Linked DNA regions of Homo sapiens: all the other regions are linked to region 2. Evidence: chromatin loops called from intact Hi-C (ENCODE). Cell type or tissue: CD4-positive, alpha-beta T cell. All regions are shown on one strand. Each heading gives the region's core, and the rest is flanking DNA. Links, peaks and the distances in the headings are about the cores only.

Evidence for each region. A loop is a pair of places that touch in the nucleus more often than their neighbours do. Peaks named below come from ENCODE experiments on the same cell type or tissue, not always from the same donor. Only the 100,000 strongest peaks of a DNase experiment are listed, where the experiment ranks them.
Region 1: it touches region 2 in a loop (2.2-fold over the local background); 4 of 110 quality-filtered maps call a loop at or near these places.
Region 3: a loop joins it to region 2, with 2.2 times the contacts of the local background. A loop is called at or near these places in 8 of 110 quality-filtered maps.

The regions. Positions count from the first base shown.
Region 1 is chrY:21,170,443-21,178,774 of GRCh38, reverse strand. LOC105377225 (a long non-coding RNA gene) reads right to left here. Exons shown (of 7, transcript XR_007068465.1): 7 at 5,801-8,332. Among named protein-coding and RNA genes, the nearest start is that of PRORY, 280 kb to the left of the region's middle. In CD4-positive, alpha-beta T cell, for the core only: no CTCF peak of the experiment used is centred there; a DNase peak (open chromatin) is centred at 3,844.
Region 2 is chrY:21,069,492-21,077,823 of GRCh38, reverse strand. No RefSeq gene overlaps it. Among named protein-coding and RNA genes, the nearest start is that of RPS4Y2, 320 kb to the right of the region's middle. In CD4-positive, alpha-beta T cell, for the core only: no CTCF peak of the experiment used is centred there; a DNase peak (open chromatin) is centred at 4,543.
Region 3 is chrY:21,017,958-21,026,289 of GRCh38, reverse strand. No RefSeq gene overlaps it. Among named protein-coding and RNA genes, the nearest start is that of RPS4Y2, 270 kb to the right of the region's middle. In CD4-positive, alpha-beta T cell, for the core only: no CTCF peak of the experiment used is centred there; a DNase peak (open chromatin) is centred at 3,779.

The sequences.
Region 1 (8,332 bases), core at 179-8,178, 100 kb before region 2:
AAAAGGCAGACCTGGGAATGTTTTCAGATGATTCTCATAGGTACATAGATATCCTATAGGATCTAGGCCAAACCTTTGACCTCACTAAAAGAGTTGTCATGCTATTGTTAGATCAAACACTGGCCTTTAATTAAAAGAATGCAGCTTTAGCTGCAGTCCAAGAGTTTGGAGATATCTGGTATCTTTGTCAAATAAATGATAGAATGACAGCCAAAGAAAGGGACAAATTCCCTACTGGTCAGCAAGCCATCCCAGTATGAATCACCACTGAGACCTTGACTCAGATCATAGGGACTGGAGTTGTAAACATCTGCTGACATGTGTTCTAGAAAGACTAAGGAGAATGAGGAAAAACCCCATGAATTATTCAATGATGTCCACCATAATTCAGGGAAAGGAAGAAAATCCTTCTGTCTTCCTTGTGTGGCTATGGAGGCCTTAAGAAAATATACTGCCCTGTCACCCGACTCACTCAATTGTCAATTGATGCTAAAAGATGAGTTTATTACCCAATCAGCTGCAGATATGAGAAGAAAGCTCCAAAAGTGACCCCTGGGCCCTCAACAAAATCTGGAGGCATTATTAAACCTGGCAACCTTGGTGTTTTATAATAGGGACCAAGAGGAAAAGGCCAAAAAGGAAAAGCAAGTTTACAGAAAGTCCGCAGCCTTAGTCATGGCCCTCAGACAAACTTTGGTGGTTCAGAGAGGACAGAAAATGGAGCAGGCCAATCACCTGGTAGTGCTTGTTACCAGTGTGGTTTGCAAGGACACCTTAAAAAAGGTTTCCAACAAGAAACAAGCAGCCCCCTCAGCCATGTCCACTATGCCAAGGCAATCACTGGAAGGTGCACTGCCCTAGAGGACAAAGGTTCTCTGGGCCAGGAGCCCCCAACCAGATGATCCAACAACAGGACTGAGGGTGCCTGGAGCAAGCACCAGCTCATTTCATCACTTTCACTGAGCCCTGGGGAATTTTAACCATTGAGAGCCAGGAAATTGACTTCCTCATGGACACTGGTGCAGCTTTCTCAGTATTAATTTCCTGTCCCGGACAGCTGTCCTCAAGGTCTGTTACTATCTGAGGAATCCTGGGATGGCCTGTAACAAGGTATTTCTTCCCCCTCCTCAGTTGTAATTGGGAGACTTTGCTAGAGATAGTAAGTATGCTTATCTAATCTTACATGCCCATGCTGCAATATGGAAAGAAAGGGAGTTCCTAACCTCTGGGGGAACCCCCACTAAATATCAAAAGGAAACCATGGAGTTATTGCACACAGGGCAAAAACCCAAGGAGGTGGCAGTCTTACACTGCCAAAGCCATCAAAAGGGGAAGGAGAGGGGAGAACAGCAGCATAAGTGTCTGGCAGCAACAGAGAAAAACCAGCAGAAAGGAAAGAGAGAAAGAGAAAAGAGAGAGAGACAGACAGAGGAAGAGACAGAGAAAAAGGAGGAGTCAAAGACAGAGACAGAGAGAGGAAGATAAATAAAGACAGAAAGAGAGAGAGAAAGAAAGAGAGAGACAAAGAGAGAGAGGAAGAGAACAAAGAGGGAGTCAGAAAGAGACAAAGAAGGAATCAAAGACAGAAAAAGAGAGAGATAGAAGTAATAAAGAAAACAACAGTGTACACTATTCCTTTAAAAGCCAGGGTATATTTAAAACCTATAATTCATAATTGAAGGTCTTCTTAGTGACCCTATAATAGTCCAACACCACCTTGTTGTCTGTGTAAACAAGGGCGTAGCCCAAAAGCACTGAGGCCACTGACAACCCATAGCCTTCCTATCAAAAATCCTTAACCCAGCAGGTTTCTTAACAGGGGATCTAAATCTTAATTAATTACCATACAAAGGTCTGACTAGACCTAGGAAGAACTCCCTTTAGGACAAGATGATAGGTAGTTTCTCCTGAGTGATTAAGGAAAAAAGACACAATGGGTATTCAGTAAACTATAAGGAAACTCTTGTAGAAGTAGAGTTAGGAAAATTGCCTAACAATTGGTCTGCTCAAACATACAAGTTGTTTGTACTCAGCCAAACCTTAAAGTACTTACAGAATCAGGAAGGAGCCATCTATACAAATTCTAAGTTAATATGGACTGAACGAGTCATATTAATAGCAAATAAAAATTAAAATCCCAAACTTACAAGATGTTCAACAAAAGTAAAGTTTGCTATAAGTTACCAGTGTAACATGTATTATCCTAACTTTTAATCTCATGGAATCTGATCCTATCAGTGCCCCTCAAAGCTCAAGTCCATCAGTGCAGGGCCATACAACTAATACCCCTACTTATAGGGTTAGAAATGGCCACTGCTACAGGAACTGGAATAGCTGGTATATCTACTTCATTGTCCTACAACCACACACTCTCAAAGGATTTCTCAGAGAGTTTACAAGAAATAACAGAATCTCTCCTTAATCTACAATCCCAAATAGACTCTTTGGCAGCAGTGACTCTCCAAAACTCCTGCCCAGACCTCCTCACTGCTGAGAAAGGAGGACTCTGTACCTTCTTAGGGGAAGAGTGTTGTTTTTACACTAACCAGTCAGGGATAGTATGAGATGCCACCTGACATTTAAAGGAAATGTCTTCTGAAATCAGACAACACCTTTCAAACTCTTATACCAACCTCTGGAGCTGGGTGACATGGCTTCTCCCCTTTCTATGTAACCATGACAGCCATCTTGCTATTACTTGCCTTTGGATGCTGTATTTTTAACCTTGTTGTCACATTTATTTCCTCTAGGATCGAGGACATCAAGATATGATGATCTTACAAATGGAACTCCAAATGAGCTCAAGTAACAACTTCTACCAAGGACCCTTGGACCTACTCACTGGCCCTTTGATTGGACTAAAGAGTTCCCCTCTGGACGACACTACAACTGCAGGGCCCCTTCTTGCCCCTATCCTATCTAGAGTGGTCACCACCCAATTCCCAACAGCAGCTGGGGTTTCCTGTTTAGACAGGGCATTGAGAAGTGAAGTCAGCTGGACTTCCTGGGTCAAGTGGGGACTTGGAGAATTTTCTGTCCAGTTAGAGGATTGTAAACACAGCAATCAGCACTCTATAAAAATGCACCAATCAGCACTTTGTGTTTAGCTAAAGGAGAGCAAACTCAGCATTCAGCCCTCTGTTAAATAGACCAATCAGTAGGACATCGGCAGGGAAAAATAATGGAATAAAAGCTGGCCACCCCAGCCAGCAGCAGCAACCCACTTTGCCCCCTTTCACGCTGTGGAAGCTTTGTTCTTTCACTCTTCACAATACATCTTGCTGCTGCTCACTCTTTGAGTCTGCATTACCTTTATGAGCTGTAACATTCACTGCGACGGTCTGCGGCTTCATTCCTGAGGTCAGCAAGACAATGAACACACCAGGAGGAACAAAAATTCCAGACATGCCAACTTTAGCAGCTGTTAACACTCACCATGAGGGTCTGCAACTTCATTCCTGAAGTCATTGAGACCACAAACCCACTAGAAGGAACAAACTCTGGATAGGCCACATTTAAGAGCTGTAACACTCACCACGAGGTCCGTGGCTTTATTCTTGAAGTCAGTGAGATCAAGAACCCACAAGAAGGAATAAATTCCAGACACACTGGGGCCTGCTGCCTTTGCACCTGTTGTTGTTTAAGACTTCTCACTTGTTCCCACAGTTCTACATTTAGCATTCCTTCTTCTGGGAACCATGGGCTTGGGATCACAACAGTTTGCATTATGTCCCTTAATGAGTCTGCAAAACTGATGTTATGGTAGCCTTAAGCAACTATTTCAACACTTTTATATATTGTTTCTGTTGAGCTGGTAACTGTGTCCCATGATGAAATCTCAGCTTGACTCAACTTCCCCAAGAACTTGGTAACCTTGAGTGAGCAACAATGACTTACTGATTAATTACTCACTTGCTTGACCACATGGTTCCTTTTTTCACCTTTGTTTTTAAGGGATCTATTGCATTTACTTCATGCTTCCTTCACAGCTTTCCTCATGAGAACAGTCCCCACACTTCTTTTGCAGCTTGCCACAAGTGCAAGTGGGGCTCCAAGTGTGGGGGTTTGTTTTTGCAGACCCCTGACACAGGTCCTCACGCAGGTCCCCATTTGAGGCAGTGCTCCTTTTGCAGAGACACTAGATGCAGGGAGTCTGTTCCTGCAGACCTCTGATTTGGCAACAGAAGAATAAACGTACACTGACACACAGATATTCTGCTCTGCCAGTCTAGCTGAAGGCCCAAGCCACTTACAGGCTCCAAGCTGCGTTCTGTAAACGGTTGTGACTCGGCCCTGATCTGCAGGTAAAGGTCACATTTATTCAGTAAGGCGAATTAACAAAAATTGTGAGTAAACACCGCTAGAAGATAAAGATTAAAAGCTAGGTTCTGAGGCCTAAAGCAAACACCATTTGTGGGTAATAAACTTCTGCCGACCCCCTGAGTTGGAGGCAGTAAAGTACTTGAGGTAGGACAAAGGTTAGTCATAAGCCCATATAACTAAACAGGTTAGTAAAATAAGCTTTCCACATTCATTGGTACTGCACCCTAATCTTTCTGGCTCTTGCAAAGAGACCCTGGCTGCCTTCAGCTGAGCATTCTGAAGGTATGCAAACTCTCAGGCCTTTGAAGACAGTTTTTGACTATTACTATAACTATCTTTAATATTTTCCCTATCAACCTAATTGAACCCCATCAATGAAAAAGCATTTGGGAAAATTTAACATTGCTTCATGATAAAAACTGTCAAGAGTTATGTTTAAAAAATTCATCTGAACACAGTGAAAATTATATATGACAAATTTACAGCTAACATCATACTGAATGGGAAAAAGTTGCAAGCTTTTGCTAAGGTCTGAAAGAAGTCAAGAGAGGGCATTTTCATTACATCTATTCAACATAATACTAGAAGTCTGAGCCACAGCAGTTATGTAAATGAGAGAAAATACTAGGGATATCTGGATAGAAGGGAAGAAGCTACACATCCCTTGTATGCAGATAACTTCATCTTACATAGAAAACCATAAATAATCCATTTAAAAAACTATTAGAACTAATAAACAAATTCAGTAAATATGTAGAGTACAAAATTCACATGAAAAATAGGCAGGCAGATCATGAATTCAGAAGTTTCAGCCCAGCCTGGTGAAACCCCATCTCTACTAAAAATACAAAAATTATGTGGGTGTGGTGGCACACACCTGTAATCCCAGCTACTCAGGAGGCTGAGGTAGGAGAATCGTTTGATCTGGGAAGCAGAGGTTGCCGTGAGCCAAGGTTGCATCACTGCACTCCAGCCTGGGTGACAGAGTAAGACTCCATCTCCAAAACAAAAGGAAAAAAAAGAAAAAAACTTAGTATCCAGAACAAATAAGAAACAATAGCCAAAAATTTTCTAATTAAAAATGTTCAAAAGATGTAAATAGACATTTCTCCAAAAATGACACAGATACTTCCAACACATTTCTAAATAAAAGTTCAACATAATTTTTATTGGAGAAATGCCAGGAAAACCCATAAGAAAATATGACAAGTCCTTTCAGCTCAGTGAATCTATTAGAATAATAATGGATATAACTAAAAATTGCAAAAGAATAACAAGTATTGCCAGGGATGTGGAGAAAAGAAAAGTGGGGAACTGCACAAAACATCCTCTTGGATGGAATGTAAATTAGTAGAATCAGTATGGAAGACATTCTGTAGATCTCTAAAAAATTTACATGAAAGTTTCCACATGACTGAACAATCTGCACCACTGAGTATGTAGGCAAGGGAAAGAAAATTAGCATGTCAAATAAATATTTGCTCTTTTTTGTTTATTACAGCACTATTCACCATGAACAATACAATATTAAACCTGGATGTTCATAAACAGACAAATGAATTTAAAATGTGGTATATGTACACACACACACAATGAAATAGTATATATCTATTAAAAATGAACTTTTATCATTTGCCATGCCACATACCATGTATATTCCTTTACATGTAACTAAGCAAAATAACCTAGGTGTAGGAATAAAAATAACACATTATCTGACCTATATGTGGAATCTAAAAAATTTTCTCATAGAATTATAGGGAAGAATAGTGGTTATGGGGGTCTAGAAAGAATTAGAAATGTAGGGATAGGAAGAAGTTGGTAAATAAATACAAAAAAAGTAGTTAAATTGAAAAAAAAGAAGCAATGGTATTCCATTGCACAGCAGGGTCACTATTTTTAATAACAATGCATTATATATTTCTAAATAGAAGAGAGAATTCCTAGGGTTCTAATCACGAGGAACATTAGAGGAGATGAATAAATACCATTATTTGGTATATTGTATGCATGTTTTAAAATAACATGGTCTGCCATATAGTTGTGCATGTATAATATGTGAATGGAAAATATAATGAAACTTAAAATGTAAAATGTAACAAAATCAGAGAAATAGATGGAGAGACAAGTAAAAAATGCAAACAAACACAGACGCTGATGAATGAAGTGCACCACAGACACAGAGACCAATAAGGCTAACAGAAAATGGCACAAACTCACCCTGAGATACACAAACAAATTGGGGGTCCCGAGCAGCCTAACTGGGGGGCACCCCCCCAGTAGGGGCAGACTGACACCTCACATGGCCAGGTACTCCTCTGAGACAAAACTTCCAGAGGAGCCATCAGACAGCAGCATTCGTGGTTCATGAAAATCTGCTGTTCTGCAGCCACCGCTGCTGATACCCAGGCAAACGGGATCTGGAGTGGTCCTCTAGAAAACTCCAACAGACCTGCAGCTGAGGGTCCTGTCTGTTAGAAGGAAAACTAACAAACAGAAAGGACATCCACACCAAAAACCCATCTGTACATCACCATCATCAAAGACCAAAAGTAGTTAAACCCACGAAGATGGGGAAAAAACACAGCAGAAAAACTGGAAACTCTAAAAAGCAGAGCGCCTCTCCTCCTCCAAAGGAACGCAATTCTTCACCAGCAATGGAACAAAGCTGGATGGAGAATGATTTTGACGAGTTGAGAGAAGAAGGCTTCAGACGATCAAACTACTTCGAGCTACAGGAGGAAATTCAAATCAAAGGCAAAGAAGTTGAAAACTTTGAAAAAAATTTAGACGAATGTATAACTAGAATAACCAATACAGAGAAGTGCTTAAAAGAGCTGATGGAGCTGAAAGCCAAGGCTTGAGAACTACGTGAAGAATGAGGAAGCCTCAGGAGCTGATGCAATCAACTGGAAGAAAGGGTATCAGTGATGGAAGATGAAATGAATGAAATGAAGCAAGAAGGGAAGTTTAGAGAAAAAAGAATACAAAGAAACGAACAAAGCCTCCAAGAAATATGGGACTATGTGAAAAGACCAAATCTACGTCTCATTGGTGTACCTGAAAGTGATGCGGAGAATGGAACCAAGTTGGAAAACACTCTGCAGGAGAACTTCGCCAATCTAGCAAGGTAGGCCAACATTCAGATTCAGGAAATACAGAGAATGCCATGAAGATACTCCTGAAGAAGAGCAACTCCAAGACACATAATTGTCAGATTCACCAAAGTTGACATGATGGAAAAAATGTTAAGGGCAGCCAGAGAGAAAGGTCAGGTTACCCACAAAGGGAAGCCCATCAGACTAACAGCTGATGTCTTGGCAGAAACTCTGCAAGCCAGAAGAGAGTGGGGGCCAATATTCAACATTCTTAAAGAAAAGAATTTTCAATCCAGAATTTCATATCCAGCCAAACTAAGCTTCTTAAGTGAAGGAGAAATAAAATACTTTACAGACAAGCAAATGCTGAGAGATTACTGCTCTAAAAGAGCTCCTGAAGGAAGCACTAAACATGGAAAGGAAAAACCGGTATCAGCCACTGCAAAACCATGCCAAATTGTAAAGACCTTCAAAGCTAGGAAGAAACTGCATCAACTAACGAGCAAAATAACCAGCTAACATCATAATGACAGGATCAAATTCACACATAATAATATTAACTTTAAATGTAAATGGACTAACACTGTTGGTGGGACTGTAAACTAGTTCAACCATTGTCGAAGTCAGTTTGGTGATTTCTCAGGGATCTAGAACTAGAAATACCATTTGACCCAGCCATCCCATTACTGGGTATATACCCAAAGGACTATAAATCATGCTGCTATAAAGACATATGCACACGTACATTTATTGCGGCACTATTCACAATAGCAAAGACTTGGAACCAACCCAAATGCCCAACAATGATAGACTGGATTAAGAAAATGGGGCACATACACACCATGGGATATTATGCAGCCATAAAAAATGATGAGTTCATGTCCTTTGTAGGGACATGGATGAAATTGGAA
Region 2 (8,332 bases), core at 152-8,151:
GCAAGGCTCGGGCAAGAGCATCATATACTTTGGGTGCATGTCACAATGACTTACATGGTCAGTACCAAGGCACATCACCTGCGTGCAAAGCCAAGTGATAGTTTACAATGCCCCCTTAAATAGTGCTAAGGCAGGAGACTAGAGTCATATCACCTGGATGCTGCATCCTGTGATATGACACAAACTCATCTGTGGGTGGAGCCCAGACAGAAGAGTCAAATTACTCAGGTGCTGGGGAAAAGCACATGTCACTATCATACCTGCAGGAAGGTTTAATGATAAGATTTTTAAAATCCCACACATGTCCTGGTTTGAAGTATGAGAGTCAACACCTCCTGTATGTCGGCTGTAAGTACACAAATCACAAACTGGACGATGGACTGGATTCATGCATGTGAACCACAATCTCACCTGTGCACTGTTTCCCCTTATTGGAGTCACAACCTCACAGCAGTGCTGAATATTTGTCTAAGAGTCACCAACACACCTGTGGACCAAATCTACTTATGGGAGTCAATTTTGCAACTTTCAGTTTCCCTGGATATGAGATTCAAACCTCAATAGTGAGCTGTGTTCACCTGAAAAGATGACAATCTTTACAGTCTGGTGGCTGTGCATACAAGTATCACACTCTTTACTTTTTCACTGGTTTCTATTAAGACACTCTTTGTACCACTCAAGGGGTTTATGGAATATGCATAATTATTCCAATCTACTCTGGGACGTTTGTGCTTATGTGCATCCATGGTTATACCTGTGGCTCTAATACCGATTATGACAGTCAACATCGTTTCCATTTACTGCATCTGGATTTGAGAGTCCACACATTTCCTCACATTTCCTCACATTTTTATAAACTGGTTTTAGAAATGATTCACCACAAAAGTAGACAAATGTACACACATGATAGTTGCAATTTCCCCCTTGGACTGCACCTACATGTGAGATTTATGACCTCACCTATGAGCTGTGTCCATTTGTGGGTCAGTAATTCTAACAGTAGGCAGAGTGGGCATATAAGAAATGAGCTCTTACCTGTGTGTTGCATCTGGTTACTCTCTGCACTACACAAGGGATTTACGTGATATATGAGAGAGTAGTAATCCCCTATGAGTTTTGTACACAAATTAGTGTATCCCTAAGCCTTGCCATGAGAGACAGTGTCTCTTGTTTTTGATGGTTCAAGGCTTGAGAGTCATCATTTTACCTGTGTTGAGGTATATCTTACAATCTCAGGTGAGTCACGCTCTCTAGGCGCTGGGCCAGGGATATGTTACAATTTTTGCTTAGGACAGGGACCAGCAAGGAGAGTTATATCTTCTGGGTGCTCAGACAAGAATATTTTACAAACCTTTTCTGAAAACAGGACAAAAGCAGGAGAGACAAATTACTTGGTTGCTGGACCCAACAAAATGTGACAATATTTCCTGTGGATATGGTGAATGTAGAAAAGGTGAGTCACATAACCTAAGTCATGAATGCAGAGATATGTCACAGGGCTCAGGAAAGAGCCTCCCATTCCCAAAGTGTCTAGTATAGCAATATGACACAATATGCAAAATATACATGATCCAAGTAAAACAGGAGAGTCACATCTAGGTGCTGGGTTTACTTGTATGTCACAATTCCTTTTTTTAGTCAGCACAGATAAGAGAGGAGAGCCACAGTGATATATCATAATATCTCTGTGAACCACACCCATGCAATAAGGTTGCACCACCTAGGGATAAGTCCCAGGAATATGTCAAAATACACAATGAATGTGGGGCCCAAGTTATATAGGAGAGTCACATCATCTAGGTGTCGGGTCCAGCAATATGTCACAATACCCCATGAAGGGAGAATCCAGGTGAGAAAGTCACATCATGTATGTGAGAGTCTCAGAGATATGTCACAGTGGCTTTTGTGGGTTGGGCTCGAAGAGAAAAAAAAGAATCACATAACTTAGTGGCTGGGTCCAAATGTATGCCACAATCACCATAGTGGGCATGGCCCAGGCATAAGAGGAGAGTCACATTATGTCGATATTACATCAACCAGTATGTTACAAACTCCACTATGAAGAGGCCCCAGAAAGAAGCAAGGGGTCATATCTTGTAGGTTATTGGCCCAAAGATAGGTCATGACTTCTGTGATCCAGAACCAGGCAGAGGAGTCACATCACCTGTGTGCTGAGCTCAGTGATGTTTCTTTTGTGAACACGGCTTATGCTGGAGTGGAGAGTCATGTTAACTAGATGCTGGGTCCATAAATATGTCACAATCACAACTATGGGCAAAGCCTAGATAAGAGGGGAGAGTCACATCAAATAGTTGATGTGCCTAGAGGTATGTTAAAATGTCACATGTGTGCATTGTCTAGAAAGGGGCTCATATCATTTTGCTTACGTGGCCAGCAATATGTAACAATGCCTTCTAAGGGAAGGGCCAAGACAAAACAGTAATCACCTTGGTGTTGTCAGTATGTCACAATCTTCTTTGGGGACAGAACCTATAAAGAATAGAAGAATCACATCATCTAGATTCTAGGTTCAGCAGTAAATGAAAATCTCCAGTCTAAGCAGGAACCAGGCAGAAAAAAGAACGTCACATCACTAACTTGGTGGGTGACACATCTTTCAATATCCCCTGTAGGCAGAACCAGGGAGCAGAATTACATTACCTGGAAGTTGAACCTAGCAATATGTCACACTGGCCCATGTGTACAGAGAACAGGCAGGAGAGTCACATAATCTGGGTGTGGTGCTCATCAATATATAAAAATGCCGTCTGTGAATAGCACCAATGTAGAATACAGTCATATATTCTAGGTGCTCTGTCCAGTGATCTATAAGAATACCATATGTGGGCCAGATGTTGGGGCTCACACCTGTAACCCCAGCATTTTGGGAGGCTGAGGTGGCTGAGTCACAAGGTCAGGAGATCGAGACCACCCTGGCCAACATGGTAAAACCCCGTCTGTAACAAACAAACAAAAAATTAGCTGGGCAGGTTGGCACATGTCTGTAATCCCAACTACTAGGGAGGCTGAGGCAGGAGAATTGCTTGAACCGGGAAGTCAGAGGTTGCAGTGAGCCAAGACCACACCACTGCACTCCAGCTTGGAGACAGAGTGAGACTCCATCTCAAAAAAGAAAAAAAAGGAAAATAAAGGAATGTCATATGTGGGCTAAGCCCAGACAGTAGAGTTGTATCAGTCAGGTGCTGGGTAGATGGGTACAGGGATACATCACAAGACCCTCTGTGGCATGGCCAAGGCAGAGTCTTTTATCTTCTAGGAGATTGGCTCAGAAACATGTCAAAATAATCAAAATATGGGACGCAGGATAAAAAGAGAGTTATGTCACTGTGATGGTTAATACTGAATGTCAATATGATTGAATTGAGGGGTGAAAAGTATTGATCCTGGGTGTTTCTGTGAAGGCGTTGCCAAATGAGATTAGTATTTGAGTCAGTGCACTGGAAGAGGCAGACCTATCCTCAATCTGGGTGGACACCATCTAATCAGCTGCCAGCATGACTAGAATAAAAGCAGGCAGAAGTTAGAAGGATTTGGCTTGTTGAGTCTTCCAGTCTTTGCCTTTCTCTCTTCTTGGATGCTTCCTGCCTGAACATCAGACTCCAAGTTCTTCAGACTTTCAACTCCTGGAATTAAATTACTGGTTTGCTAGAGGCTCTCAGGCCTTTAGCCACAGACTGAAGGCTGCACTGTTAGCTTCCCTACTTTTGAGGTTCTGTGACTTGGACTGGCTTTCCTGCTGCTTAGCTTGCAGACGGCCTATTGTGAGACTTCCCCTTGTGACTGTGTGAGCCAATACTCCTAACAAACTCCCCTTCATATACACATCTATCTTGTTGGTTCTGACCTTTTAGAGAACGCTAATACTGTCACTTAAGTTCTGGGTCTAGTGATATGTTACAACCTCCCTGTTTGGCAGGGTTTATGCAGTAGAGAGTCACATCACCTAGGTGAGGAACAAAATGATATGTCATAATACCGCTGTGGGCAGGGCAGATGAAGGCAATTGCACCAACTAGGCATTGGACCCAGTGATAGGCCACAATCCCTTTTATGGGAAGGTTAAGCAATAGAGAAGAGTCACATGAACTAATTGCTGGGTGCAGCAATATATTGCAACCATCCCTGAGAGAAGGGCCCAGAGAGAAGATTAACAAAATTTACATGAAGGACTCAGAAATTTATCACAATGCTTGCCATGCAAAGGACTCAGAAAGAGGAGGAGAGTCACATAACTTCATGGCTGAACCAAGTTATGTCTCAGAATCACCACAGTGGGTAGGTGTTTAGATAAGTTATATGTTACAATCCCAACTGTGGGTAAATCCCAGCAAAAGGAGGAGAGACATAATCAGGTGATGGGCCTGGATATATGTCACAATAATCCCTGTGGGCAGGGAGAACACGAGACAGAAGAGTCACATAAAAAGTTGATGGACCCAGAGATATATTACAATCTCCCATATGGGCAAAGTTGAGGTAAGAAAGAAGATTCACATGAAAGAGTTGATAGGCCTAAAGATGTGTTTTAATGCCCCCTGTGGGCAGGTTTCAGACAGGAGACTTATATCCACTTAGTACTGGGTTTAGCAATATGTTGCAATGTCTTTAGAATTTAGGACCAAGGCAAAAGAATAGTGCCATTTTGGTGTTTAGACTAGTGATATTTCACAGTCTCTCCCGTGATGGAACAATAAAAAAATTAGTCACAACAGCTAGGTGCTGGATCCAATGATATGTCACACTGCCCCGTTTGAGCAGAGACCCAGCAGAAGAGGAGAGTCACCTAACTTGTTTGATAGGTATAGAGGAATGTCACAATGGGTCCTGTAGGCAGGGTTAAGACAGAAGTGTTACGTCACCTGGGTGTTTGACCCAGTGATATGTTCTAATGCACCTTGAGGGATGCCAAAGCAGAAAGAAAGAAAGAAAGAAAGAAAGAAAGAAAGAAAGAAAGAAAGAAAGAAAGAAAGAAAGAAAGAAGAAAGAAAGAAAGAAAGAGAAGAAAGAAAGAAAGAAATGTAATCTAAGTACTAAGTCCACTGATATGTCAAAATATTATATGTAGGCTTGGCACAGAAAAAATAGTCAAAACACATGCTGGGCAGATGCGTATGTCACAATCACACCTGCCAGTAGGTTCAGAAATCAGATTAACAATCAATTTCACATGTGTCCAGGTTGTAGGTCTGAGAGTCAAGACTTCCTGTATTGGGTTCAAGCATACATGTCACTTTCTCAATAGTGGACTTGATCAATGCATAAGAGCTTAAATCCATCTTGGGGACTGTGTCCACCTAATGGATTCACAGCATTCCAGGTGCACTTAATGAAGGTCTGAGAGTCACCAATCCACCTGAGGCCCAGCTCCACCTACAACAGTCAATTTTCCAACTTCTGATTGACTACAGTTGTAAGATTCATAATTTCCACAGTGGGCTGTGTTCCTGTGGAAGGATGACAATTTTAAATGAAGGCTGGCTGTGCATATGACAATCAGAATTTTATCTGTGTGTGGGCCCCTTTTAGGACGTTCTCTGTACCATCTGAGGGCTTTATATTATATTATACATACAATATAATATGCCATATCTTATATATATATATAATATTCATATATATATGCATATATAATATGCCAGCTCTGTCTGATGTTGTAGCTAGACAAAATGTACCACACACAGTTTCTGCTGCAGGCACCCACATCTGGACGATGGAAATGTGGTGGTGGTTCCCAAGAGCTTGGAGATGCCAGAAACCAGAGTCCCAAATAGGGTGTCACAGCCCTGACTTGAGGAAGCCCTAGGTCCCAGCTCTGCAGAAGACCACAGCTCTTCTCTCCTTATTGCCTGCAACATAGCAAGCAAGGGTGCGTGTTTCAGCCCTAGTTGTGTTGCAGCTTTTTTAGTCCCCCCATTTAACAGGTCTCAATTCTTGTCCTACATCCAGGAAGAATGCAGGTTCTTGCCCCCATGGGTACATGGACAACTGGAGGATGAGAAAGGCAGACACTCCTGGTCTGCCTTCATTGAGTGACAGAACAGCTCTCAGGAGACCCAAAGTGGATGGTTTTCCACAAGCAGATCATTCTGATGACTGTCCGTGTCTCAATGGAGAGGAGGCCTGCAGTGGATAGCTGCTTCCCACAGGCAGGTTATCCCAGTGTCTGTTTGAGTCTGGGGTGTTTATGGGCTCAGAAAGGAGAAAGTGCATGTTGATTTGTGTATAGGCAGCCATCTGTAAACCAAGAAAAGGCAACATAATTTCTTAATTCAGGTTGTGGTCTGTACCTGGAGTTAACCAATCAATTCCCAGGTTTCACTTCAGATCATTCCTGGCTTGAAGGTGGGGTTTCACCAGGGACTCACTGCTTTCTTCCCAGGAGCCTGCCTGCCTCCCACCATCAACGTGTCCCAGGATGTTCATGTTCTGGGACACCTTCAGGCTTATGCCAATCTGCCCTCACTCCCCACCAGCCCCCCTCCTGCACTTATTGGGACTCTGAGACTGGAGGGGGCCAAAGTGGCAGAGTTCTGGGTGTCAGTGCTTCCCTGAGCACACACCTGGCCAGGTTACAGCAGTTCCTGACCTTGACCACAACTTTGCTCTCAAACTGGATCAGGAACCAAAAGTGTGGAGAGGCCAGAGAGTGGGAGAAGGCCCTTTTAAGCCTGTGGGAGGAGAATGGGCTGTCTGCGGCCCCAAAAGTGCAGAGATGCGTAGATCTAAAACCATGGTTGGCAGCTGCAGCTGCATCTGGGAGCATGGAGCTCCCATCCCACCAACTCGGTAGGAGGCAGGGCTTCCACTCGTTCCTGGTTTCTGCTAGCTCCACAAGGCGTGCAACCCAAGCCGTGTCTCTCCCACTTCTGCTAGAGTCTTCACAGTGGCCACTCCAGACAGGATGCTGTCGTTGATTCCCCCTGTGAAGAGATACATCTAACTGCCATTAGAATAGTGATTATATGTGCTAATAACTGCTTCATGCTGACAGGGGGCACTGTTTTGGAAAAAGTGGCAGCCAGATCTTCTCACAAGGCCTATATAAGGGTACCCAGTAAGAGGGAGCCATCATTTGTGGCTCTCTTAGCATTACCATTTGAGATTTGATGGCCTGAAGGTGAGAAAAAAAAAAAAGACCGTTAAAAGACGTAGATCAAAAGGAAACAAGGGGATAATACCAGCTCAAAAATTCTGAGGCTACCAATGTACTCAGATAACCAGTGGCTACATTAATGCCTGCTAAAATTTGAGTGAATTTGGGTTGCCCCTGGTTTGCTTCTGTGGCCTTATTTTCCCAGGAAAAAAAAAAAGAAAAAGAAAAACAAAACCTTTAGGTTATGGGCATCCAATTTACCCCCATCACCTGGCAGGATTTGTAAGATAATTGCCCAGAATTAGAATATTGATCTACATTTTTATATTACCCGTCCCTTTTGTCTGTTCTGAGCTGCAGTCAGAGATCACTGACTGGCTCTCAGAATAAAGAGAGTTAGTCTAAAATACAGAGAAAAACAAATCACAAGTTCCTGTCAAAGTCCTGTAGCTGATTATTAATTCTATTTTCTAGAGGATCAAAACAAGGCAACAATTTTCGGTAAGTGACAGAATGTTTTAGGATATTCACATTAAAAAACATAACTGACAAATAAATTTGGTCATTTCTGTGATTTATAACTTACCATAGTAACCCTAATTATGATTAATAAAATATACTTAAGCATTTGAATTCTGGAAGACTCACATGATTTAAAAATATGTGTTAACACTGTTAACTAAAATATAACCTGGAAAGGATTAAGCTTTATTTTTAGTTTGACAATCCTAAGTAACTGAACATGTCAAATAATAACCTTGCTTACCTTAATTTTGGATGCTCCAGGGGCCCTCCATAGAATTCTAATGTTAGGGATCAGAAAGAATTTTGAAGCTAAAATTTGATTTTGGGAAGCCTATCAAGTATGTTAAAGTTTTAAAACACTTTATCTTATGAAATAAAATTCCAGGTTTTCATGTGTCATTTATTTAACCAAAATAATGGCTCAGGTTTTTTTTTTTTAATACTTTAAGTTTTAGGGTACATGTGCACATTGTGCAGGTTAGTTACATATGCGTACATGTGCCATGCTGGTGAACTGAACCCACAAACTTGTCATCTAGTGTTAGGTATATCTCCCAATGCTATCCCTCCCCCCTCCCCCCACCCAACAACTGTCCCCAGAGTGTGATGTTCCCCTTCCTGTGTCCACGTGATCCCATTGTTCAATTCCCACCTACGAGTGAGAATATGTGGTGTTTGGTTTTTTGGTCTTGT
Region 3 (8,332 bases), core at 179-8,178, 52 kb after region 2:
GGCACTATTAAACCTGACAACCTCAGTATTCTATAATAGGGACCAAGAGAATTAGGCTCAAAAGGAAAATTGAGATCAGAGAAAGGTCACAGCCTTAGTCATGGCCCTCTGACAAACAAACCTTGGTGGTTCAGAGAGGACAGAAAATGGAGCAGGCCAATCACCCTGTAGGCCTTTTACAAGTGTGATTTGCAAGGACATTTTAAAAAAGGTTGTCCAGTGAAAAACGAGCCACCCCCTGATCTATGTCCACTATACCAAGACAATCACTGGAAGCTGCACTGCCCTTGAGGACAAAGGTCATCTGGGTCATGTGTCCCTCAACCAGATGGTCCAACAACAGGAGTGAGGGTGCCTGGGGTAAGCACCAGCTCATGTCATCACCTTCACTGAGCCCTGGGTATGTTTAACCATTGAGGGCCAGGAAATTGAATTCCTCCTGGACACTGGCATGGCCTTCTCAGTGTTAATCTCCTGTCCTGGATGACTGTCCTCAAGGTCTGTTACCATCTGAGGAATTCTGGGACAGCCTGTAACCAAGTATTTCTGTAACCTCCTCAGTTGTAATTGGGAGACTTTGCTCTTTTCACTTGCCTATCCTGTCATGTCTGAAAGTCCCACACCCTTACTAGGGAGGGATATATTAGCCAAAGCTAGAGGTGTTATCTACATGAATATGGGGAACAAGTTACCCATTTGTCATCCTCTGTTGAGGAGGGAATAAACCCTGAAATCTGGGCATTGGAAGGAATAAACTCAAGCCCCAGTCTCAAGCCTTCTCACAAGATGAAACTTTTCTTTATATGTCATAGAGAGAGCAGGAATAGCTCTTGGCGTCCTTACTCAGACTCATGGGACAACCCCACAACCAGTGGCATACCTAAGTAAGGAGATTGATATAGTAGAAAAAGGCTGGCCTCACTGTTTACAGGTAGTAGTGGCAGTGGCTGTCTTAGTATCAGAGGCTATCAAAATAATACAAGGAAAGTATCTCACTGTCTGGACTACTCATAATGTAAATGGCATACTAGGTGCCAAAGGAAGTTTGTGACTATCAGACAACCACCAGGTACTACTCCTTGAGGGATGGGTGTTTCAAGTGCATATGTATGCAGCCTTCAGCCCTGCAGTGGCTCACAGTGTTCTCGCAGAGGATGGGGAGTTGGTCGAGCATGGCTGTCAACAGGTTGAAGTCCAGATTTTTGCCACCTGAGATGATCTCTTAGAATACCCCTTGGCTAATCCTGACCTTAACATATATAGCGATGGAAATTCATTTGTGGAAAATGAGATTTGAAAGACGGGTTATGTCATAGTTAGTGATGTAACTGTACTTGAAAGTAAGCCTCTTCCCCCCAGGACCAAGGCCCAGTTAACAGAACTAGCGGCACTTACCCAAGCCTTAGAAGTGGGAAAGGGAAAAAGAATAAATGTGAATACAGATAGCAAGTACGCTTATCTAATCCTACATGCCCATGCTGCAATATGGAAAGAAAAGGAGTTCCTAACCTCTGTGAGAACCCCCATTAAATAACACAATTAAATCATGGAGTTATTGCACTCAGTGCAAAAACCCAAGGAGGTGGCAGTCTTACACTGCCAAAGCCATCAATAAGGGGAAGGAGAGGAGAGAACAGCAGCATAAGAAGCTGGCAGGGGCAGGAGAAGACCAGCAGAGAGAAAGAGAAAGACAAAGTCAAAGAAGGAAAGAGAGAAAGAGACAGAAAATCAGAGAGAGGGAGAGACAAAGATAGAGAGAAAGAGAAAGATAGGAAGTCAAAGAAAAGGAGATAGAGAGAAAGAGACAGAGAGACAGAAAGTCAAGCAGAGAAGAAAAGAGAGGAAGAGACAAAGGAGAAAGGAGTCAAAGAGAGAGAAAGAAATAGAAGTAGTAAAGAAAAAACAGTCTACCCTATTCGTTTAAAAGCCAGGGTAAATTTAAAACCTATAATTGATAATTGAAGGTTTTCTCTGTAACTCTAACACTCCAATACGACCTTGTTGTCAGTGAAAACAAGGGCATAGCCCAAAAGTACTGAGGCCACTGATGACCTATAGCCTTCCTATCAAAAATTCTTAACCCAGCAGGCTTCCTGACAGGGTATCTACATCGGAAAATCCGACCAGACATAGGAGGAACTCCCTTCAGGACAGGATGATAGATGATTCCTCCTAGGCAATTAAAAAAAAAAAAAGACACAAGTAAGTGATAAGAAAACTCTTGTAGAAGCAGAGATAGGAAAATTGCCCAATAATTGGTCTGCTCAAACATGTGACCTGTTTGCACTCAGCCAAAACTTAAAGTACATACAGAATCAGGAAGGAGCCATCTATACCAATTTTAAGTTAATATGGAATGAATGAGGTCTTATTAATGGCAAAGAATAATTAAAATCCCACACTTACAAGGTTTTCAACAAAAGTACAGTTTGCTAAAAGTTAACAGTGTGACATATATTATCCTAACTTCTCATCTTATGGAAATCAGACCCTATCAGTGTCCCTGAAAGTTCAAGTCTGTCAGCACAGAGCCATATAACCAATACCCCTACTTATAGTGTTAGGAATGACCACTGCTACAGGAACCAGAATAGCCAGTTTATCTACTTCATTATCCTACTACCACACACTCTCAAAGGATTTCTCAGACAGTTTGCAAAAAATAACAAAATCTATCCTTACTCTACAATCCCAAATAGACTCTTCGGCAACAGTGACTCTCCAAAACCACTGAGGCCTAGACCTCCTCACTGCTGAGAAACGAGGACTCTGCACCTTCTTAGGGGAAGAGTGTTGTTTTTACACGAACCAGTCAGGGATAGTAGGAGATGCCACCTGACATTTACAGGAAAAGGCTTCTGAAATCAGAAAACACCTTTCAAACTCTTATATCAGCCTCTGGAGTTGGACAGCATGGCTTTATCCCCTTTCTAGGTTCCGTGGCAGATATCTTGCTGTTACCAGGCTTTGGGACCTGTATTTTTAAGCTTCTTTTCAAATTTGTTTCCTCTAGAATTGAGGCCATCACAGCTACAGATGGTCTTTCAAAATGGAAACCCAAATGAGTTCAACTAACAACTTCTACTGAGAACCCCTGGACTGTCCCACTGGCCCTTCCACTGGCCTAAAGAGTTCCCCTCTGGTGGACACTACAACTGCAGGACCCCTTCTTCATCCCTATCCAGCAAGAAGTAGCTAGAACTCTTATTGGCCAAATTCCCAACAACAGTTGTAGTGTCCTCTTTAGAGGGGGGATTGATATGTGAATCTGGCTGGGCTTCTGGGTTCAGTGGGGACTTGGATAAATTTTCTGTCTAGCTAAGGGATTGTAAATGCACCAGTCAGCACTCTGTGTCTAGCTAAAGCTTGTAAATGTACCAATTGGCATTCTGTGTCTAGCTAATTGGGTAGGGGACTGTCTAGCTAAAGGATAGTAAATGCAACAATCAGTGCTCTGTGTCTAGCTAAAGGTTTGTAAAGGCACCAATCAGCACTCTGTCAAGATAGACTAATCAGCACTCTGTAAAATGGATCAATCAGTGCTCTGTAAAATGGACCAATCAGTGGGATGTGGGGTGGGAGTGGAAAATAAGGGAATAAAAGCTGGCCACCCGAGCCAGCAGCGGCAACATGCTTGGGTCTCCTTCCACACTGTAGAGGCTTGTTCTTTCACTCTTTGCAATAAATCTTGCTGTTGCTCACTCTTTGGGTCTGTGTCACCTTTATGAACTGTAACACTAACCACAAAGGTCTGCAGCTTCACTCCTGAAGCCAGCGAGACCACAAACCCACAGAGGAAAAAACAACTCTGGCTGTGCCAACTTTAACAGCTGTAACACTCACTGCAAAGGTCTGTGGTTTCACTCCTGAAGTCAGGAAGACCAAGAACCCATCAGAAGGAAGAAACTCTGGACACATCTGAACATCTGCAGGAACACACTCCAGACACAGCATCTTTAAGAATTGTAACACTCACTGTGAGGGTCTGTGTCTTCATTCTTGAAGTCATTAAAACCAAGAACTCATGAAATCCAAACACAAAAGGAGTCAAGGAACAAACCCTAAAATGGGAAAATATTATAATTGTGGAAAAGCTGGACAGTTTAAAAAGGAATGCTGCCAGATCTGAGGACAGAAAGAGACTTAAAATGGAGTGTCCCACCCACTGGAAAAATTCCAGGACTTTGCCGTTGCTATAACAACTGGGCTAATAAGTTCCACTCAAGATTGCAACAGAATGGCATCCGCTGTTGGGGAATGAGATGGGGGCCTGGACCAAGGTCATTCAAACAATGAGAGCATTCCCAGTTCAGACCACAACACCATTTCAGGAATGGTTCCCAGGAGAAACATTGATTTCCTCACCCCAGGAAGACCAGGAAGTGTAGGATTACATGTCCTGGTCAGAGAATGGGTAACATTAGTGGGACGAGAGAAACCCAACAAGATTTCCACTGGCATTTGGGGACCTTCAACAACAGGATGTATGGGACTAATTTTAGGCAAAAGCCATCTTAATTTACAGGGCAATACTGTACCCCCAGGAGTTGTTGACTCTCATTATGAAGGAGAAATTCAAGTAGTTTTAATGTCACGATGTAATACCTAACCTTGTTTTTACTAACCTTGCTTTTAGACTCTCCCTTTCTCCCTTAATCACCTAGCCTTGTTTCCACATGTATAAGCTCTCCCTTGGCTGAGAAAGCCTGATGAACTCCATTTGGCTCCTTCATTTACAAGACGTCAAGGACTCCTTACCCACCCCCTTCCTCAAGGAGTTCACTTGTGTAAGCTGACTCTCAACATATCAAAGAGTCCAATTAACTGATAAGGTACTGAAGCAAGCAATGTACAAAGTTCCCAGGATTTTGCTCAAGAGATAACACCATAACGCCTTGAGTTTCTGTCTGGCAGAGCCCCCATACCTAACATCTTATGATAGATTTAGAGCCCCTGCACCTGGAACTGTTGTCTTCCCTGTAACCATTTGTCTTTTTAAGTTTTTCGCATGTTTTCACTTCTGTAGAATTGTTGCAACTGAGCTCCCCTCCCCTTCCTAAACCAAAGTATAAAGGAAAAGCAAGCCTTTTCCTCGGGGCCAAGAGAATTCCAAACGTTAGCCGTCTCTCTCTCACTGGCTAATAAAGGACTCTTAAATTTGTCTCAAAGTGTGGTGTTCCTCTAACTCGCTTGGGTACAACAACAAGATCTTTGGGTTTTTGAACCAGGAGAATATGTTGCTCAATTATTGTTTATTCCCTGCAAATTACACCCTCCTCCATGAAAGGAGAAACAAGAGAATAAACGGTTTAGCAGCACAACTACATGGGAAATCTATCCATCCCAACCGATAGCCTCTGATAGGCCCACCTGTGTAGTGCAAATTAAAGGAAATAAATTTGGGGGCTTATGGATACGGGAGTTGATGTGTCAATAATATCTAAAGACAATCGGCCCCCATCCTGGCCATTACAATTAACTTCTACATCCTTAGCGGGAGTAGGAACAGCTCAAAGTGTTTAACAGAGTGCTGAGATTTTACCTTTTCCTGGTCCAGACGGACAATGGTGTACTTTTCAGCCTTATGTTGCAAATATAGCTATCAATTTATGGGGTCAAGACTTACTTACAGCATGGGATATGAGACTTACAAATGAAAACTTTGATAACCTAGGATTTAAAATGTTGAAGGACATGGGACATCAGAGTGGAAAATATTTAGAGAAATTCCTACAAGGAAACCCTAACCCAATATCAATAACTGGAAAGAAAGGTTAAACCCTGCCAGGAGACTCTTCACTAAATTTCCCATGGCAGTTGGCCAAAGAGGCAGAATTTGGAGTTGCAGCTTGTAGAACAAATGCTTTAGCAATGGCATGCCTCCCAGCTACACCTGCAGAAACCTTTGCTTTCATTATCCCTCAGACAAAATTTTGTAGTTTTATGAATTCCATTCTTTCATTCTTCCTGTGATTACTCATCACAAGCCTATTCCAGGTGGACAGACTTATTTTACTGATGGCTCTTCTAAAGGTCGTGCCACTCTCTATGGACCTAAACATACTCAAACAATAATGCCCTCTGGGGCTTCAGCTCAATTCTCAGTGCTAACTGCAGTCATTCAGATTTTACAGCTCACAGCTGCAGATCCTACCAACATTGTCTGTAATTCAGCTTATGTTGTAAATGTAGTCGGTCACATAGAAACTGCTACAGTTAAAGGTACGCTAGACCCAGAACTGACAATAGACACTTATTCTCATATGCTGCATGCTACATGCCAAACAGGTTCTGAGATTACTGATTAATCAGTATCAGCCACTGAGGAAAGAAAATGGAAATATGGAGACCAATAACACTATGAAGAGAGGTCAACAAGTCTGGAAAATAACCAGAGAGCATGTATATATGAAGGTCATAGAAGATTACCACTCTCTAGTACGTAGTATAAAGTTCTTATTTGGTACAGAGAGTGTCATCATGAATCCTGGTGCGTAGTTGAGATTGTGTTTTTTCTTTTATTTTCTTTTCCTTTTTGAGATGGAGTTTCACTCTTATCACCCAGGCTAGAGTGCAATGGTGTGACCTCAGGTCACTGCAAACTCTGACTCCCATGTTGCAAGTGATTCTCCTGCCTCAGCTTTGCAAGTAGCTGGGATTGCAGCCATACACCAAAATGCCTGGCTAATTTTTTTTTTTTTTTTTTTTTTTTTTTTTTTTTTGGATTTTTAGTAGAGGCGGGGTTTTACCATATTGGCCAGGCTGGTCTCAAACTCCTGAACTCAGATGCTCTGCCAGCCTCAGCCTCCCAAAGTGCTGAGATTACAGATGTGAGCCACTGCACCTGGCCACAATCGGGTTTCTTATGTTTGCACATTGCCAACTGATAAAGTTGGCATTATAATAGTCATTCTCACAATCCATTGTGGGGGTTCTGAATATCACATGCAGAAAGAGTCCACAGTTAAAACTGTGACTGTCATATGTGAACATATAGCCACAGTTGAAATATAACCTATTTCTAAACCCAGCTCACAGGCAGGTAAAGACCCTCTTATTTGGACCAAGTCAATTGGAGAGAGGACCGAGTCAATTGGAGAGACGTTGACTCTCATATCTGTGCTGGACACAGCTGAGTTTATGTGTCCATACCAGTAAAAAGGCTTCAGAACACATCGAGACTCTTTTTTATTTTTTCTTTTCTTTCAGGACAGAGTTTCAATCTTGTTGCCCAGGCTCGGGTGCAATGGTATGATCTTGGCTCACTGCAACCTCTGCCTCCCGGGTTCAAGTGATTCTCCTGTCTCAGCCTTCTGAGTAGTTGGGATTGCAGGCACCCAACACTACACCTAGCTAAATTTTGGTATGTTTAGTAGAGATGGAGTTTCACCATGATGGCCAGGCTGGTCTTGAACTACTGACCTCAGGTGATCCATCCACTTCGACCTCCCAAAGTGCTGGGATTACAGGCACGAGCCACTGCACCCAGCCCAGACTCTCATTTATATTGTATAAAGCTTTCAGATAGTGTAGAAAGTTTATGGAACCCAGCACACAGGTGGAATTGTGCATTCATATGCACATCCAGCCAACAGCAAAGATTTTCATTCTCCCACGGGAACGCGGCCCATTGATGAGGTTTTATATCTAACAGCCAAAAGTTTGCAGTCAAAAGGCAGTCAAAAGTTTAAAAACTTACTCTCATACATCATTCCAGTCCATGGTTAGGTTGGTCACCCTCAAACAAAAATTCAGCACACTGTGTGTGCTGTGTGTGGCTGTGGCTCCCTGAAGGAGACAAAGTCTGCAGGAGAGGTTGAGGCTTTTATGGCCAGATTAAGTCCACTATTGAGATTGTGACTAGTATACTTAGATCCAACATACAAGAAAATTCACCCTCATGCATGAAATCAAGACATTTGTGGGATCATTAGTACCATCACTTAAAGCCTCCTGCAGGTACCATTGTGACATGCTTCTGTCTAGCACCTTAGTGATTTGAGTGTCCTGTGTGGGCTAAGCCCACAGATGGTTTTGCTTCAAATCGCTGAGCCCAGCACTTCGGGGATGTGACTCTGTTTTTATTCGTTGGTATTGCCCACAAAGGACATTGTGACATACCACTGGGCTTACTCTTTAGTTGATATGAGTCTCCTCTCCTGCCTTGGTGCTCTTCACTGGTGGAATTTTGACATATCTCTGCATTCCACACCCAGATAATGTAAGTCTCCTGCCTGGTCTTGCCACCATGGGCCACTGTGTCATATTGCTTGGTCCAGCTCTGAGACAATATAACCCTCCTGCCTGAACCCTGCATACAGAGGGCATTATG